Linked DNA regions of Homo sapiens: all the other regions are linked to region 2. A link is an interaction called in ENCODE POLR2A ChIA-PET data of the cell type or tissue named here. Cell type or tissue: OCI-LY7. All regions are shown on one strand.

Region 1 (2,500 bases), 67 kb before region 2:
GGCTGACCTGTGTGAGTTCCAGCCCCACCACTTACTAGAAATGTGTCTTCGTGTCTCCCACTAAGCCACATGGAGTTAATACAAGCCATAGAGGATGCAGGGTACACCTATGCTAAGCCCTCCTTTGCTGAGAACTGGACCCACAAGTGTAGCCTCTAGCAGTTGTGTTTGTACCATGTAACCCTGTTGTGAGCCCGATTCTGTCACTGTTCGGGGCGCCACTATGTAACCCGCACCGACCTAGGGCGACTGAACAAAGGGGGCGAACACGGAAATAAAAGGCAAGAGACAAAAGAGTATATTTGGAAGAAGGGGTCAGGGGGCACCTTGCCTCTAGTGGACAAGAGCTCTGAGCTTTACACAGCCCTCTGTATTTATTAGGCAAAAGAGGTAGTGAGAACTGGGGTGGAAGAAGGGGTCAGCTGCTTGGCCCAGAGTAGGCTTGTAAGACTGCATTCCTCGAACAACAGGCTCTAGATGTCGCAGTAGATAGCCTTGGCCCCAGGGAGTGATTGCCTCCAGGAAACCTTCTGTCTGCAAGAGCAGTCGTGAGCTTGTTCACATCTTGCATTCATGATAAACAGTTTGCTGTTTGATCATATAGACTCCAGTGGAATGCTGAGTTGGTCACGCGTCCCTCAGGCCTTCAGCTTCCTACATAACCCCACCCACCTGGCCAGACCCAACTGGGCCAGGGGTGGACCACTGACCCCAGCTGGGCCAATCAGCTCCTCTCTCCTGGAACTTGGGTTTGGATTGAGCATCCTTAGCGGGTCTGGTCTCACGGCTGAGCTGGGGAAGGAAGTGGCCTCGGGATGTGTGGGAAAGTGAGTGATTGTTACGTGCAGTTCAGTTGCTGGCGAGGTATTGAATTTCCTGCCCTTTGGTTCTACCTATGAGACATTCTTTTTTTTTACCAATAGATTCCCCTTTGCCAACATTAAGTAGGTATCTACAACACGTGACCAAACAAACACTCTCTTATCTAGACCCCGCCCTCCCAGGATTCATGTCAGGATTGAGGCAGTGACTGAGCAGTGCCCAGCCACAGGCAGCCCTCAGGAAGCATCAGCCCTCATTCCCATGACTCCTGTTAGTAATGGTTTCACCTCCTCCTCTGATCTACAATGGTGATGTAATGAAGCAATACTCTCTGTCCACAGGGAACGGACAGTGGTGTCTGGGAGTTCAGGCAGGTGCCTGCTAACAGATCCCACCAATCCAAGCTGAGGTGGGCCCCTGGCCACCAGCCTCACTCTGGCTGTTTTCTACCCGAGTCTCGTGGAGTTCCTGTTGTCTGAATAGCTGAGTGTTGTCTGCAAACGCAAGAAGAGGATGTGGCGCTTTTGCAAGGGGCCCCCATCTAAAATAGTCTCTGTGAGCAGGCTCAGAGCCACCTAACTATTTCTTCCATCTTCCACCATGGAGTCTGGAGAGCTGCTAGGGTAGAGTGGTCACCTGGCTCACCCCATCCTTCCCTGGAATGTTGGGAGAAGGCCTGACAGCACCCACCCGAGTGTTGACTGAGCCCCTTCCCTCTGCTGGAGTTGGTGCTGCCGCAGTACAAGAGCCCGGCATGACCCCTTGTCTTAATAGGGCTTTATTTTCTGTTATCTTACAATTTATTTTGTTTTCAGACACAGGTCTCACTCTATTGCCCAGGCTGGAGTGCAGTAGCTATTCATAGGTGTGATCATAGCACCCTACAGGCTTGAACTCCTAGGCTCAAGTGATTCTCTTGCTTCAGCTTCCTGAGATGCTAGGCTGTTCCACAGCCTCTGCTCCCAAGTTTTCTCACAATTGGCACAATTCCTAGGCTGGCCAAGTCACATATTCTACCCCATTCCTGCAGTCATTGGCCTGGGGATAGACGTGTGACTCAAACTGAGCTAATTAGACTCTGCCATGGGGCTCTCTTTGAAACAATGAGGAAAGAGATCCTCTTTGTCCATTGGGGTTGTTAAGCAGGCAGGTGACAGGCCCAGGACTGCTGGTGCCCAGCTTCACCCTTTGCTACCTTGTAGAGAAAGATGACCTGAGAAGGGAACCAACATAGAGGACCAATGGCCTTGTTCCAGAGCCTGGGTTAGCTGCATTTGGACCTAATTGTACACCTGGTTTACTAATTATGATCTTCAAAAAATGCCCTTCTTGCTGTAAGCAATAGCAGAGCTAGGTTTCTGAGAGTGAAATCAAGTTTCCTAATCAGTACAGGAGGATGGCCCTGTTGGGGCGTGTCAGGGAAGCATTCTCCATAGAAGTGACAGTGAAACTAAGAAGCAAAAGATGACTGGGACCAGCCAAGTGGAGAGGAGGGGAGGGAACATTCTAGACAGCAGGAGCAGCTCATGAGAAGGTTCCAAGTCAGCCAGAACTGGGCTTTGGGAATCCGTTTGCTTCATTACCTTGTGTGTGTTCTACTATAGTTATAAACATCTTTGATGAATAGCCTTTATTAAGTAAGTTCTGTGACCCTGATTTACCATAATGTCCATTTGCA
Region 2 (2,500 bases):
AAGGTGCTCTGAGGAGGAAGAGGGCTGCCTGTGCCCCCGGCACCCCCCATCATGGAGGCTGGCCTCCTGGTGTGTTGTTTGATTGGGTGTCCTTTTGCACCCCTGAGGTCCTGCTAGTACCTGCAGTGCTGACAGTCCCTGTGGGCACGGGTGTGTGTCAGGCCTTAGTCATCAGCACTTAACCGCTCTGAGCTGCAAACATTGGGCCTCAGAGCTCAGTGTTGATGTGATCACCGTCTCACTTCTGCCAAAAATAGATGGGGAGGAACATATTTCTGTTAAGCTCTTGAGGGTTACAGCTGGATTAAGTTAGAGCTCCTGAAAACAGCACACTGGCTTATACTAGTGGTTTAGATTCTCTAAGAAATGTGTATTGATATAAAGTTATCAGACTATTGATTTTTTGTAGAGTGAAAATATTAAATTGTTATTTGAAGAACATCATAGATCTTGTAAAAGCAAAGTTGAAGACCAGATTCAAAGTTACTTTACATTCTTCTTGAAATTCCTTCTAGAATGTTGTGCTAGGAAAAGTCCCTCTTCTGTTGAGTTTATTTACTTTCTTTTAATGGACAAAACCTATCTTATTTACCTTTTTACCTTTGCCACTAGGAAACTTAGAACCAAACGAATACAACTCAGTTGCAGTAAATCTTGAGTTCTAAGCTTCTGACTCTGTTTGCTTTTAAAGTGTCTCATTTGCTGTGTGCTTAGTGTTTTCTAAATAAATACCTACCATTAGGGGAGGAATTGCTTTGTAACTTTGCACATTAGCTCCGTGGTTTGCGTTGACCTCGATTCTAAGCAGAAACAGCTGTGAGTATGTTCTATTAATTATTAGGTGAGTTGTTTTAACTAGTGCAGACAAGAGCTTGTTGACCTGTGCTCTGGGTGAGAACTCTGATTTCTGCTTCTACTCAAAAGGGTCAAATCCCATGATGTAGTTTTGACTTAGGAGAATTTAGTTCTGGCCTGGAGTGAATCTTTGTGGGATTGATGCAGACCAAGACTCGTGTTAAGGCCGAGCTCTGCAGCAGCTGGCCGCTTGTTTGTCTTCTGAGCCTGTTTCATTTGCCTTCCCTGGTCTGCTTGAGCAGAGGAGAGAGGAAGAAAAGCTGTTGGCAGATGTTTTTAGTAAGACCCTTAAGCGTAAGGGAGGAAGCTAATTTTAGTCCTGTTTTTAATATTATGGTAGTTTGGTTGCGTCTTTCCTCTTAGGGTAGAGCATTTTAGCTTTTGTTTTTGCTTTTGCATTTCCTGTGTATATATCCTGAAGCAAAATGGACTGCTAAAAATGTCACTTGGTGTTTGTTATTTTGTGCCTAGAATAACATTCAAGACCCGTGAGCACTGTGAGTCACTAAAATAGTTTTAGGAGAAAGGAATGTTGTCTGTGTTACTCTTTTCTATATTTCCTTCTAGAAATTTTCCAGTTGATTCCTGTGCTTATGTTAATTGGACATCCATAATCTCTTTCTTTTATCATCAGCAATACAGTAACATTGTATTTGTTAGCACATTGCATCTCTACTTGCATGCAGAGCTCTTTAATTTTAAAAGTACAGTAAGTTTTGGAAGAAGATCATGGCTAAAGAGGCAAGTTGCTGGAAAATACAGTTGTGCTGCTTACTCAGTGAACAACCAGCCAACAAGCTGCGTGCACGTTTATTGTGATGAGAACTTAAACACAAAGCAGACGTGTAAGTTCCCCTGGTGTCCCCAGTTCCTAGCACATAGTAGAAACTTTGTAAATATTTGTTTGGGGTAAATGAAGTCAGTAGCACTACAGATAGGAGGCCGTAAGGAAGGATGGTTTCTAAAACAATAAAAAGGGACATCAGCTAGGCCAGTGGTCTTCCAACTTACTGTGTATCAGAATCACCTGGAGAGCTTGTTAAAACAGATTGCTGGGCCTACCCCCAGAGTGTCTGCTTCTGTAGGTGTGGCATGGGCCCAAGAATTTGCATTTCTAAGAAGTCTCTTGGTGAAGCTGCCGTCGTTGTTGGTTCAGGACCACACTTTGAGAACCGCTGACTAGGCTAATGCCTGTGGATGAGAAAAGAGGCTTAGAGAAATTATGTTTTGCCTAATTGACAAAACCAATTAGTGGCTGAAACAACACAGAAGGCCAGGTTTGTCCTCTCACTTCCTAACTTGAGGACAGAGAAATATATTCTGATGTCCCTAACTGGCAGTCTGCTATGATAGTGACCACATGCCCATTTCTTTCTTGGGATTTCGTCCCAGCCTGACAACCTTGGAACAGAACAAGAGGACAGGAGGTGTCGTTCCAGGTATGTGTTAGCTGCACCAGCCACTCTTTGTGGCATCTGCTACCCATCAAAGGACGTGGTTGGGCTGGGAGCCAAGTTAAGTTTTCTCATTGTTTGGCAGTTGTGTCCCCAGATTTTCTTGCCCATCTTGGAGATCTTAGCACAGCCGGGGTGCTTGGGGCTCAGCTGCCTTGAAGGGGACTCAGTCCCCCACACAGGTGATTCCC
Region 3 (2,500 bases), 52 kb before region 2:
TTTTGAGATGGAGTCTCACTCTGCTGTTGCCCAGGCTGGAGTGCAATGGGGTGATCTCGGCTCACTGCAACCTCCCCCTCCCAGGTTCAAGCAATTCTTCTGCCTCAGCCTCCCAAGTAGCTGGGATGACAGGCGCCCGCCACCACGCCCGGCTAATTTTTGTATTTTTAGTAGAGATGGGGTTTCACCATGTTGACCAGGCTGGTCTCTTTGGCCAGGCTGGTCTTGAACTCCTGACCTTGTGATCCGCCGCCTCAGCCTCCCAAAGTGCTGGGATTACAGGTGTGAGCCACCTCCCAGCCTAAGGCTGGTTCTTTGGGAGTCTAGACTGCAGTATGTGGGGTGGACTTATTGAGGCTTGTTTTGTTGATGATTTTTAATGGCAGTAAATGTTGGATAGCACTTAACTAATCATCAAAATAGCTTTTGAAACATTTTTGTACACATTAGTTTCTTTGTTGTTTTGGGCTTTGTTAATTTGTTTCTTTTTTTTTTTTTTTTTTTTTTTGAGAGGGAGTCTCGCTCTGTTGCCCAGGCTGGGGTGCAGTGATGCAGTCTCGGCTCACTGCAAGCTCCACCTCCCGGGTTCACGCCATTCTCCTGCCTCAGCCTCCTGAGTAGCTGGGACTACAGGTGCCCACCACTTCGCCTGGCTAATTTTTTGTATTTTTAGTAGAAACGGGGTTTCACCATGTTAGCCAGGATGGTCTCGATCTCCTGACCTCGTGATCTGCCCGCCTCGGCCTCCCAAAGTGCTGGGATTACAGGCGTGAGCCACTGCGCCCAGCCAATTTGTTTCTTATCATAAGTATGGAGTTGCCCAAGATTTTTCCCAGATGAGGATGATGGCAGCTCACATTTATTATTTCCTGTGTGCCGGGAACGATGCTAGGAGCTTTACCTTCAGACGTGTGTGTGTGATTTAATTAATTCTGTTCTTATAAAGAGTCAGCAATGGCAGGTATTGTGCCCATTTGACAGTTGAGGAAAGGGAGGCAGCAAGAGGGAAGTGACTCGCCAGGGGTGGGTTGTGTATTGCTGAGAACTGGAGTTTCACTTCTCTCCCCTTCCTGGGGTCTAGGGCTGACTTGCCGGCACCACCACTGCCTTGGGTTGGAATGTACTCTGGGGTTCCCCCGGGGCTTTCCAGCCTCTCTGTAGGACTGTTAAGGTGGCACCACATCTGCCTACAGATTTATGAAGAAGCCCCTGGTTTCTCCATTATTGAAGTGGCTTAAAAAGTACATTTGCTGAAAATATTGCATGAGAATCTGCTTTGGAGAAACCTTTCACAGATGGCACAACGGTAGGAAGTGGCCCTTACGAGTTAAAGTAGTTCCACCCACCCACCCACCCAACACTGGCTGTCACTGAGTGTCAAGCAGCCTGCCAGGGGAGGAGAGGGTACTGAGAGGGCTGAGGCGTCAGTGCCCTTGGGGAACTGACAGTCAGCCACCACCTGCGTTGTGTACAGGAGACTTTTGATCTTGGCTCTCACACCCTCATCCGTGTTAGAGGCAGCATGAGCCTGAGCTGAGAGGTGGGAGACCTGCCTCATGGCCCCTGGGCCTGCACTGATGCACTGGATCAGTGCCCCTCCCCAACCCTGTCTTTCCATCTGTGCAGTGAGCCAGTACAGAACAGTGTCTGAGAGCATGTGCTTCAGGTCCTCTAGCTGTGGCTTTAGATACCAGCCCTCCTGTGTCATTGTTGTGGGATCTTGGGCATGTCACTCTGTCTTGTCTAACTCTCAGTTTTTCCTTATCTGTAAAATGGGGAAAATCCTAACAGTACCTACCTTATGGTATTGAGGGAGAATTAAACGAGATGATGTACATAAGCATTTAATCAGAGTCTGGACACATAAGAAGTGCTCGATAAATCTTAGCTTTTGTTCTTACTTCAGGTCGCCTTCTACTCTAAAGTGACCATTTCTTTAAAAATGGTAATCTGGTAACTAAAATTCAAACCTCAGCACTCACAGAGAAGGGGAGGTCCCTGACTATTGAGGTATTTCCTTTTAGGCTGGTTTGTTCTTTCTCTTTCTCTCTCTAAGAAAGCTGAAGTCCAGGGAGTAGGTTTTTACAATTAAGTAATAAACTTTTGAAGTGATCACTCGTAGGAAGAGTAGAGGGCAATTCATTTCAGCTACACATATCCCAGTGCATGCAGGCAGACCAGGAGGCCCTGATTTTAATTTGAGTCTGTCTGGAAGGAATGGGCCTGTGCTTGCAGGCTGTGGTATATGTCAGAGCCACAGCAGGGCTGATACACCAACAGGTATATTTTTTGCCCTGTCTCAAGGGACACCTCCCCAGTTTCTCCTTGCGGGGTGACTTTCGGGGATTAATTAAATCATCTTCGTTCAGCTCTGGAGGTGAAATGATCACAGAGTGTTGCATTTGTGACAGTTAAAAACCACAAGACATTCAAGGTCCTCGTGTACAAAGTAACTTACAAGTTGCATTGAGCACTGCAAGAAGGGGGATTTCATACCCTT

Evidence for each region. Peaks named below come from ENCODE experiments on the same cell type or tissue, not always from the same donor. Only the 100,000 strongest peaks of a DNase experiment are listed, where the experiment ranks them.
Region 1: POLR2A ChIA-PET joins it to region 2 with 15 read pairs; 22 of 35 experiments call an interaction of 5 or more read pairs at or near these places.
Region 3: POLR2A ChIA-PET joins it to region 2 with 48 read pairs; 22 of 35 experiments call an interaction of 5 or more read pairs at or near these places.

Annotation. Positions count from the first base shown.
Region 1 is chr9:131,743,055-131,745,554 of GRCh38, reverse strand. No RefSeq gene overlaps it. Among named protein-coding and RNA genes, the nearest start is that of RAPGEF1, 4.2 kb to the right of the region's middle. RefSeq lists an enhancer at 1,181-1,240. In OCI-LY7, no CTCF peak of the experiment used is centred here; a DNase peak (open chromatin) is centred at 1,324; H3K4me3 peaks cover 1,101 bases; H3K27ac peaks cover 2,500 bases.
Region 2 is chr9:131,676,351-131,678,850 of GRCh38, reverse strand. All of the region lies in intron 1 of RAPGEF1 (Rap guanine nucleotide exchange factor 1), which reads left to right. Among named protein-coding and RNA genes, the nearest start is that of RAPGEF1, 62 kb to the left of the region's middle. RefSeq lists enhancers at 1-9, 350-399. In OCI-LY7, no CTCF peak of the experiment used is centred here; DNase peaks (open chromatin) are centred at 190, 1,140 and 1,960; H3K4me3 peaks cover 2,500 bases; H3K27ac peaks cover 2,500 bases.
Region 3 is chr9:131,728,202-131,730,701 of GRCh38, reverse strand. The region is part of intron 1 of RAPGEF1 (Rap guanine nucleotide exchange factor 1); the gene reads left to right. Among named protein-coding and RNA genes, the nearest start is that of RAPGEF1, 11 kb to the left of the region's middle. RefSeq lists enhancers at 795-944, 995-1,374, 1,645-1,754. In OCI-LY7, no CTCF peak of the experiment used is centred here; DNase peaks (open chromatin) are centred at 1,081, 1,451, 1,977 and 2,338; H3K4me3 peaks cover 2,143 bases; H3K27ac peaks cover 2,500 bases.